2 separate regions of the Homo sapiens genome follow, and region 2 is linked to region 1. Evidence: read pairs that join two places in POLR2A ChIA-PET (ENCODE). Cell type or tissue: OCI-LY7. All regions are shown on one strand. Each heading gives the region's core, and the rest is flanking DNA. Links, peaks and the distances in the headings are about the cores only.

Evidence for each region. Peaks named below come from ENCODE experiments on the same cell type or tissue, not always from the same donor. Only the 100,000 strongest peaks of a DNase experiment are listed, where the experiment ranks them.
Region 2: POLR2A ChIA-PET joins it to region 1 with 5 read pairs; 2 of 35 experiments call an interaction of 5 or more read pairs at or near these places.

Annotation. Positions count from the first base shown.
Region 1 is chr9:98,988,534-98,993,910 of GRCh38, reverse strand. COL15A1 (collagen type XV alpha 1 chain) reads right to left here. Exons shown (of 42, transcript NM_001855.5): 5 at 4,653-4,733. Among named protein-coding and RNA genes, the nearest start is that of COL15A1-AS1, 47 kb to the right of the region's middle. In OCI-LY7, for the core only: a CTCF peak has its summit at 4,430 (motif pointing left); no DNase peak of the experiment used is centred there.
Region 2 is chr9:99,159,687-99,165,063 of GRCh38, reverse strand. No RefSeq gene overlaps it. Among named protein-coding and RNA genes, the nearest start is that of TGFBR1, 57 kb to the right of the region's middle. In OCI-LY7, for the core only: a CTCF peak has its summit at 2,078; a DNase peak (open chromatin) is centred at 2,063.

The sequences.
Region 1 (5,377 bases), core at 194-5,193:
ACGGCTCATGTCTCAAAGGGTGGCAGGCTGGAAAGGCTGAGGATGGGGAAGTGAGATTCATTCCAAGAAAGAAGTTAGACAGACAAGGGGCGGGCGGGGACTGTCTGAGCTGAAGAGGGAAATTCCCCGTCCTAGAGGGTGGCTGCCGGAAAATGCCATAAAGCCCTTCCAGGAGATGTTAAAAGGGGGAAGTCCCCAGCTCAGGGGTGGCATGACTGAGTGCACTCTGGACCCTGAGCTGGAGACCTGGCTCTGCCACCTCCAGGCTGGGTGCCTCCAGCAACCATCTCCATGGCCTCAGTGCCCTCCTATGTAGAAGAGACCCCAAACACCTCCCTGCAAATGAGACTAAAGGAAATGGAAGCATGTGGAAGAGCGTGAACTGTGGTGCAGACAGACGGGTGCACAGGGAAGGCATTCTGATGATCAGGAACAGACAGGTTAAGGTCAGGACCATCAGGCCTCGAGGCACAGCCCAGGGCAATCCCCTTAATAACTGAAGGCAGCCACAGGGGTTTGGCATGCCTGTCAGCCCAAGCCACTGGCCAACCAGGAGGCCCCAAGAGGAACGAGGCATCTGTACTATGCCCGGTGCTGAGTCCAGCACTGAGCTGCTCTCTGACACATCACATCACCTCCCTTAATCCTCACAACAAACCCACTGGTCAACAGTAGCAACAACAGGCACTGTCCAAGCATTTTGCACAGGGCAATTTGTCTAATTTTCACACTGACCCTATGAGGCAGGTCCACTCTATTGTAACCAAGGAGGAAACTGAGCCTTGGAGAGCTTAAGTCACTTGCTCAAGGTCAAGAGCTAGTAAGTGGCAGAGCTGGGATTCACGCTTGGTGGAACTCTGATATGCACCAGTTCCCATAAAACCACTGAGAAAAGTTGGGTTGGGGAAGCATGGAAAGAAAGTGTTAGAGGTTCCCCAGAGGCCACCAAGTCCATCAAATCACCAACAACTTTTTCTTTTTCACTTTTCCAGATAGTCTGGGGATTGATTTCATAGCCCCCCTTGGCTGACACGTGCCCCACATCTGCCCCAGTGCCTGCAGTGCCATGGTCCTGGGGAGGGTCCAAGCCTGGGGAGTGAGGCCTGGCTTGAGTCCTGACTTCACTACCCTGTGACCCTGGAAGAGGCACCCCACCTCCTGGGCATTCATTTTTGAATCTGCACAATGGGGCTGATGCCACCTACCTTGCAGGGTGGCAAGAAACAAAAGTGAAATCATGCATACAATAGCGAGAATTGACAACGTGCTGGCGGCCCTCGCTCGCCCTCAGTGCCTCCTCGGCCTTGGCGTCCACTCTGGCCACACCTGAGGAGCCCTTCAGCCCACCACTGCACTGTGGGAGCCCCTCTCTGGGTTGGCAGAGGCTGAAGCCGGCTCCCTCTGCTTGTGGGGAGGTGTGGAGAGAGACGTGTGGGCAGGAACCAGGGCTGCGTGCAGCGCTTGCGGGCCAGTGAGAGTTCCAAGTAGGCGTGGGCTCGGCGGGCCCCGCACTCTAAGCGGCCAGCCGGTGCCACCGACCCTGGGCAGTGAGGGGCTTAGCACCCAGGCCAGCAGCTGCAGAGGGTGTGCCGGGTCCCCCAGCACTGCCGACCGGCCCGCACTGCTCTCGAATTCTCACTGGGCCTCAGCCGCCTTCCCGCAGGGCAGGGCTTGGGACCTGCAGCCTGCCATGCCCGAGCCCCCTGGCAGTGGGCTCCCACATGGCCCAAGCCTCCCTGACGGGGACCGCCCCCTGCTCTGCGGCGGCTGTTCCCATCGACCATCCAAGGGCTGAGGAGGCAGCGTGGGACTGGCAGGCCGCTCCACCTGCTGCCCTCGTGCGGGATCCACTAGGCGAAGCCAGCTGGACTCCTGAGTTGGGTGGGGACTTGGAGAACTTTTATGTCTAGCTAAAGGATTGTAAACACACCAATCAGCACCCTGTGTCTAGCTCAAGGTTTGTAAATGCACCAATCAGTGCTCTGTGTCTAGCTAATCTAGTGGGGACTTGGAGAACTTTTATGTCTAGCTAAAGGATTGTAAATACACCAATCAGCACTCTTGTGTCTAGCTCAAGGTTTGTAAACACACCAATCAACACTCTGTGTCTAGCTCAAGGTTTGTAAACACACCAATCAACACTCTGTGTCTAGCTCAAGGTTTGTAAACGCACCAATTAGTTCTCTGTGTCTAGCTAATCTAGTGGGGACTTGGAGAACTTTTATGTCTAGCTAGAGGATTGTAAATGCATCAATCGGCACTCTGTATCTAGCTCAAGGTTTGTAAACGCACCAATTAGTGCTCTGTGTCTAGCTAATCTAGTGGGGACTTGGAGAACTTTTATGTCTAGCTAGAGGATTATAAATGCACCAATCAGCACTCTGTATCTAGCTCAAGGTTTGTAAATGCACCAATCAGTGCTCTGTGTCTAGCTAATCTAGTGGGGACTTGGAGAACTTTTGTGTCTAGCTAGAGGATTGTAAATGCACCAATCAGCACTCTGTGTCTAGCTCAGGGATTGTAAACGCACCAATGAGCACCCTGTCAAAATGGACCAATCAGCTCTCTGTAAAACGGACCAATCAGCTCTCTGTAAAGTGGACCAATTAGCTCTCTGTAAAATGGGCCAATCAGCAGGATGTGGGGGGGGGTCAGATAAGGGAACAAAAGCAGGCTGCCTGAGTGAGCAGCGGCAACTTGGTGAGGTCCTTTTCCCATTGTGGAAGCTTTGTTCTTTTGCTCTTTGCAATAAATATCGCTGTTAGTGTCTTTGGGTCCGCACTGACTTTATGAGCTGTAACACTCATGGGGTGGGTCTGCAGCTTCACTCCTGAGGCCAGCAAGACCATGAACCCACCGGGAGGAACAAACAACTCCAGAGGCACTGCCCTAAGAGTTGTAACACTCACCGCGAAGGTCTGCAGCTTTACTCTTGAAGACAGCGAGACCAGGAACCCACCAGAAGGAAGAAACTCTGAACACATCCAAATATCAGAAGGAACAAACTCCAGACACACTACCTTTAAGAACTGTAACACTCACCGCGAGGGTCCGTGGTTTCATTCTTGAAGTCGGTGAGACCAAGAACCCACCAATTCCAGACACAATAGCACCAGGTACACAGTGGTATCAAGAAATGCCAGTTCTCTTCCTTCCCCTCCCACTTCTCTATCTCTGTCCAAAGCTGCCCAGCTCTGGTGCCCCCTCCCAAGCTTCTCTGCCCTACTTCTGTCCCCTGTGATCATCTCAGGCTCAAACTCCACTCTCCTTTCCTGTCCCTCTCTAAGGGCAACCTTGGGCTGTTGGCACCTTTGCCTGAGTTGGCTTCGCTGTGAATTGTGAACTGGTGCACAGGGCAGCATCAGATGTGAAGGCCACTCTGTGTCCTACTGCCCCAGGTTGGGACATGCCTGTGGGATGGCCAAGGGCTGATGGGCACACAGGATAGCCACACCACCCAAAGCAGTTGCCCTCCCCAATCACCAGGTAGGCAGGCAACTTGGACCCTTGACTTCATTCATCCCAACTGGCCAAGAGTTGGCCGCCATCCTTGGGATGGACTTTTGCAATACCACTCAGGCCATGACCCCATGGATGGGCATCAGGAGACTCATGCTGTTACCCCAGTCCGGCCCATACACCCTTCAGTCAGTGTCTTCCCCTATCTGGGCCTTGGTTTGCTCAGTTTGTACACAAAGGGCAGTTTTCCGTACACCTCTGTACAGAAAGAGATGTACAGGACTTTGGGTCCTTCCAGTGCTAACAGAGTCTAGTTCTATTCTGCTGCATCCACAGCTCTGCTGCATGCACAGCCCTGCTGCCCAAGGTCTGTAATCTCCAGCCACTGCCTAATTTCCATCTCCCTGATTTCTTCTATTAGAGATACGTTTACAAAGTAGCCTGACCAGGCAAGGAGACGGCTGAAGCTCTGCTGTATTTAGTGACTCTGCTGCTGCTTGCTGTTTTCATTAAAAACAGGCTCCTGGGTGTCCCCACAGTCTGACTCAGTGCTTTCAAAACCACTTCCATGTCTCAGCCACAGGGAGCATTCCCAGGAGGGAGGAGGTCCAGGCCACTGGAAGTTAGGATTGCCTTTCCCATGCGTCAGAAGTGAGCTCCCTGGAGGACTCTGTGACTCACAAGACTGGGGTCCTGACTGTGCTTTCACAGCTGGAGCACTGAGCAAATATAACAAGAGCCATCGTTCAGGGCCATTTCCCTCATGCCAGATGCTGGGCTGAGGCTTGTCCCTGCACTTCATCATCTAACCCTGGAAACAACCCTATGAGATAGGGCTATTAGAATCACCATTCTTGGAAGAGGAGTTGAGGTTCAGAATGGTTGAGTAAGTTACCTAAGGCCACAGGCTTTTTACCCAAGGCTCCAAAGCAATACAGCACAGCGTTTGCCCTTGACAGCCCTCTGATGGCCACACACAGGGTGGCACTGAGGAAGCTGGTGTTGCGGTTCACCAGGGGATTTTGCAAAGTGCCCATTGGCCATTATTTTCCTGACCCCCCCAGATGAGTCAACGATTAAGCTCACAGGTCTGGAAACAAAGAGGTCAGACCCAGGACTCTGGGCCCCCTCTAGTAATTCTCAGCCTGCTAAAAGCTGAGCAAGATCACATGGCACAGCATCCCAGTACTCACCGAGGCTTGAGTGTAGGTGACGGCTTCTAAGATCTCAGCTACTCCGTCTGCCTCCTGCAGCCCACTGGTCTCTCCAGATGCCTGTGTGGAGACAAACTGTGCCACACACCGGGCAGAGCGGGCAGGGCCCATAAGAGTTGGATGACTGGGAAAGTTACAGAAACTGACAAACCGACTCTCCTACAGGGAAACCGTGTGTGTGTGTGTGTGTGTGTGTGTGTGTGTGTGTGTGTGTCTATGAGAGACGGAGTGGGGTTAAGGAGACAGCGTGTGTGCAGTGTGCATGGTTGGTTATTTGTTTTATTTATTTATTTTTATTTTTTTATTTTTTTGAGACAGGTTCTCTCTTACTCTGTCACCCATGCTGGAGTGCAGTGGTGCGATCTCAGCTCACTGCAAACTCTGCCTCCTGGGTTCAAACGATTCTCCTGCCGCAGCCTCACGAGTAGCTGGGATTACAAGCACACGCCACCACGCCGGGCTAATTTTTGTATTTTTTGTAGAGATGGGGTTTCACCATGTTGGCCAGGCTGGTCTCCAACTCCTGACCGCAAGTGATCCACCCACCTCGGCCTCCCAAAGTGCTGGGATTACAGGCGTGAGCTACTGCGCCCAGCCTGGTTGTTCATTTTATTTCTTTCCACATTTTATTGCTCTAACAGAATACACAATGATTTCTCACTCTCTCTAACATATCTACTTTCATTCGATCCAGGTCCCCACCA
Region 2 (5,377 bases), core at 119-5,118, 170 kb before region 1:
ATCTCCAGAAATACAGAAAAAAGTCAGCATAGTAAAAACTAAAAGTCTAGAAACAGGAAAGCTCCAGGAGGCTAGCATCCATCAATTCAGTAGGAGTTTCAGAAGGTAAGAAAAAAAATCAGAGAGGTGGTGGGGGATAAAGTCAAAGACATAATAGAAAGTTTCCCTGAGCTGGGAAAAAATACAAGTCCTCAGATTGAAAGAGGCCACTAAGTACCAAGCAGGATAAATGAAAACAAAACCCATACCTAGATATTTTTAGAAATTTCAGAACCCCAAGAAGAATGAGAAAGGCTTAAAAGCTTGAATATTAGAAATGAGAATTTAATTAATTTCAGACTTCCCATCAGAAATGCTTTAAAAATCATGCCTTTAAAACTCCAGTGGAGGCTGGGTATGGTGGCTCAAGTCTATAATCCCAGCACTTTGGGAGGCCAAGGCAGGCAGGTCACTTAATGTCAGGAGCTCGAGACCAGCCTGAGCAACATGGTGAAACCCCATCTCTACTGAAAATACAAAAATTAGCCAGGTGTGGTACCACGTGCTTGTAATCCCAGCTACCCAGGAGGCTGAGGCAGAAGAATCACTTGAACCTGGGAAGTGAAGGTTGCAGTTAGCTGAGACTGCACCACTGCACTGCAGCCTGGGTGACAGAGTGAGACTGTCTCAGAAAAGAAAAAAGAAAAAAAACTCCAATGGAATATGAATTTGAGCTGAAATTATACTCCAGCAATGCAAGGAAAGTTTATCACGTGTGCACTCGAATGTAAAAATTACTCACGGAAGTACTTGTGCAAAACAAAGGGAATGAAAGAATGAGATTTCAAAAAAATGAGACTGAAGCAAATAAAAAACAATGATACCTGAATAAAAGTGAGGAAAGTAAAAACTACATTAAAAGACCAAGATTTGAATGTTGACAGCTGTGTGGCTGGTATTAAATACATGGAATATTCTTTCTTTCTCTATAGATTTTATCACACTTTTTTCTGCAGTGATTAATATTTGTATAACCACAATATGGTAAATGCTATTTTTATTTGGTTTAAGTATTCAAGCCTAGAAGACTTGGCTGTAGTTCCAGAACAGAATGTAAATGTTATGGGAGGCCGAGATGGGTGGATCATTTGAGGTCAGGAGTTCAAGACCAGCCTGGCCAACATGGTGAAACCCTGTCTCTACTAAAAATACAAAAATTAGCCCGGCGTGGTGGTGGGCTCCTGTAATCAGCTACTCGGGAGGCTGAGGCAGGAGAATTGCTTGAGCCTGGGAGGCGGAGGGTGCAGTGAGCCGAGATTGTGCCACTGCACTCCAGCCTGGCAACAGAGTGAGACCCTGTCTCAAAAAAGGAAAAGAAAAAAAAGAATGTAAAAGTTTTGTTATAAGCCATGAAAGTGGGAAGAATGGTGATCATATATATTGACGTGGAAGAACAAACACTATGTAAAGAAGCAAATGTAAGCTGCAGACTAACATGGTTAATATGACCTCATATATATATGTGCCATATATATGAGCATACAGATAAATAACAGTTATATATAAACATACAGATATATAACATTTACATATATAAACATGACAGATGTATAACATTTATATATAAACATACAGATATATAACATTTTTATATAGAGTCATATTATCCATATTGTTCTCTATTTATATATATAAATGTTATATATCTATATGTTTTATAACTATATGCATTTTTATGTGCATAGCAAAACACCTGGAAAACTTTCATTCACTTTTTACTTTCTACACTTCTGTAGCTTTTGAAACTTTACAACCATGAATAATTGTTATAATTAAAAATGTTAAATAATAGAATACTAGCTTGAAGATTTACCACATTTTTAGCTGGCGTAGGAGATATTGCTTTTGGTAAGGCCTCAAGAAAAACAGTCATTGATTTTGGTATGGCCTCAAGAAAAATAGTCTGATTGAGAACTACATTTAGTAGAACTCAATCTAAAACTAGGTAGAAACCTCAACTCTTTTCTAATATGAAAACAAAACAAACAAACCAAAACACTCCCGCAGACCAGAGACCAAAGAAAGATCAACACTGCCACCTATTGAGGATTTATTGGAGAACAGGCTAAGTTGAGTTTTTTTTAAATTGTGATTTTTAAACAGATTTTGAGATATTTTGAGATCTGCACAGACCTGAAATCTGGGTTATCTTCCACCAGGCACACGGATTCTTAGCCATAGAAGTAAGGAATCAGGAGCATACTGAGGGATGCTTGGGAAGGTATGAGTGACAGTTTAAGAAACAGACTCTGTTCAGCCTAGTAAAGAGCCTACCCAAAGGGACTTGGTCTCAGTTTCTTACTTGCTGTGCTACAGGACAAAGGCTGGGAGTGTGGGACCCTGGCAGACGAGTGGGGAGGAGATATGGGCCAACATATGTCACTCTGCTAGAAAGAATGTTTTAATTGTTACTTTCCAAAAATAAGATAATGTTCTGTGAAAACAGTGAAGGCACCCTGCTCACTGAATATATGTCAATAGAGAAGCACTGTGACCCTCCATCCTGGAAGTTACAGAAGAACATCAGCATTTCTGAGGAAGTTAGATTACAGTTAGATTATCTGCATGCACTCGTGTATTCAACCAAATACTTATTGATGCCCACTCTATGTTAAGTACTATGCAGGGCCCCTTCCACCCAGAGTCACAGATCCCATTCGACTGGCTTTTGGAATGACTCAAACATAGCCATGGCATGAGATAGTCCAGGAGGAATCAAGCTATATATTTGGTGAGCCATCCTAAACTCAGCCTGTATTTGGCAAGCACCGAATGTCTGTATCAAACTTAACCATGCTTAGGACACATTCTTTAAAAAGGTAGGCAGTGGCCGGGCGTGGTGGCTCACGCCTGTAATCCCAGCAGTTTAGGAGGCCGAGGCGGGCGGATCACAAGGTCAGGAGTTCGAGACCAGCCTGGCCAACATGGTGAAACCCCATCTCTACTAAAAATACAAAAATTAGCCGGGCGTGGTGGCAGGCGCCTGTAATCCCAGCTACTCAGGAGGCTGAGGCAGGAGAATCACTTTAACCTGGAAGGCAGAAGTTGCAGTGAGCCGAGATCTCACCACTGTACTCTGGCCTGGGTGAAAGAGTGAAACTCTGTCTCAAAAACAAACAAACAAATAAACAAACAAAAAACATAGGCAATGCGATCTGATGAACCAAACTCTTGTTCATTTTTAAAGGTTGACAATGAGACACCATCTCACACCAGTCAGAATGGCTCTTATTAAAAGTCAAAAAATAATAGATGGTGGGGAGGCTGCAGAGAAAAGGGAATCCTTGCACACTGCTGCTGGAAATATAAAGTTCCACCACTGTGGAAAGCAGTTTGGAGGTTTCTCAAAGAGCTTAAAACAGAACTACCATTCAACCCAGCAGTTCCATTACTCAGATACCCAAGGGAAAATACATTGTTCTATCAAAAAGATGCTCACATGTTTATTGCAGCACTATTCACAATAGCAAAGACATGGAATCAACCTAGGTGCCCATCCACGGTGGATTGGATAAAGAAAATGTGGTACATATACACCATGGAATACTATACGATCATAAAAAACCAAAATCATGTTCTTCGCAGCAACATGGATGCAGCTGGAGGCCATTAACCTAAGCGAACTAACACAGAAACAGAAAACCAAATATGGCATGTTCTCACTTTATAAGCTAAACACGGGGTACACATGGACACAAAAATGGGAACAACCGACACTGGGGACTGCTGCACGGGGCAGGTAGGAGGGAACAGGGGCTGAAAAACTATGCATTGGGTCTATGCTCACTACCTGAGTGACAGAATCAATCATACCCCAAACCTCAGCATCATGCAATATAACCATGTAAAAAAATCTGCACATGTACACCCTGAATCTAAAATAAAAGTTGAAATGTTTTTAAAAATCACATAAAAAGGAACTTGAGAGAATAAACAAATGAATAAAGGTTGAAAATATGAACATCCCAATATGATCAAAACAGATTTCATTCAATCATTGGTTAAAAAAAAAAGTAAGAACTATATGAGAATCACAAAATAATAGAGCTGGAAAGACTTCCAAAATGACCTGTATCACTCTGCTCATAAGCTGGGCTGGTCTAAATTGCTGTGAATAAGAATTCTGGTTTTCATTTGGGAGAACAGTACAAGAAAAGAAATATAAAGAGATGAATAATATGTACAGGATTTATTATACAGTCAATGTGCCATAAAGAGAATGCAAAATTGAGAATAAGTATCAAGAATGTAAAAATATTCTTTCACTTTACGTAATTCAAATCAGAAGATCCCAAACTTCCATCTTACTAAAAGGTGCTGGGTTCTGACTAAGGAGAGCTCATTGTTTTAAAAAGAATGCCATCAAATATGAGAAAAATATAAACCAATAAAAAAAATGGAAGTAGTTGATGGAATAAATAAACGGAATAGCAAGGGGAGGCCAGAAATTGGTGGGGCAGTAAGAAATCCCTTTATAAAAAAACTTGTAGGCCTTGCATTTGGGGAGCCCCAGGATGAAGGACTCTCCTTATTGATGAAGTAAATATCCATCTCCATAGCGACATTCTGTTAGATTGGTTCATATTCATTTGGGATTCCTTTAATTGAATATTCGTTCATTCAACAAGCTCCTCTTAGTGCGTGCTCTGAGCCAAGCCCTGGACTAGGCAAGAGCTTCACAGAAATGAATCAGACAGAGTCCCTGTTCTCCAGGCATTCATAGCTAGTTGCAGCAGCAAGCCTTGGAACAACACAGAGACGTAAAATTAATACAAGGGCTTAGAGGGAGGCATGTGTACGAAATGATGCGGCATTGGAAACAGAGTGTGGTGGGAGCCATTTAGGGAAGACCCCTAAAAATTTTGACAAAGCACCCCAAACATGCCAGACTCCCGGAGCATCCAAGGACCCAGCAGAGTTAGCACCAAAAATAAGCACTCAAACTATTTTGTTAATTTTCACGTTAGGTGCTTGGACAGGAAAATACACAGAAACCGTCTGCTTCTCTCAAGGGAAGAGAGGGAGAGCAAGAGTCCTAACTCCCTAAGGGGATTAAAACAGGAACGATGTGCAATGAAATGAGGTAAGTGATTTGGAAATGCAGCAGGGGATCAATGATTTGCCAGCAGGCAGGATGCGCAACAATAGTGGAGGAAATGCCTTCCGACCTGAGCCTTGGGGTTGATTCAAGTTAGCAAGGCAGAGGAGAGGGAAAAATGCAGTTCCAGCGAAGGGCGGAGCCTAGCAGAAAGGCAGGAAGCAGGGTGCGTCGGGACATGCAGCATGGCGGACAGATGAAGGAAGTATGGTGGGTGGCAAGAATGGTAAGGTGAGACCC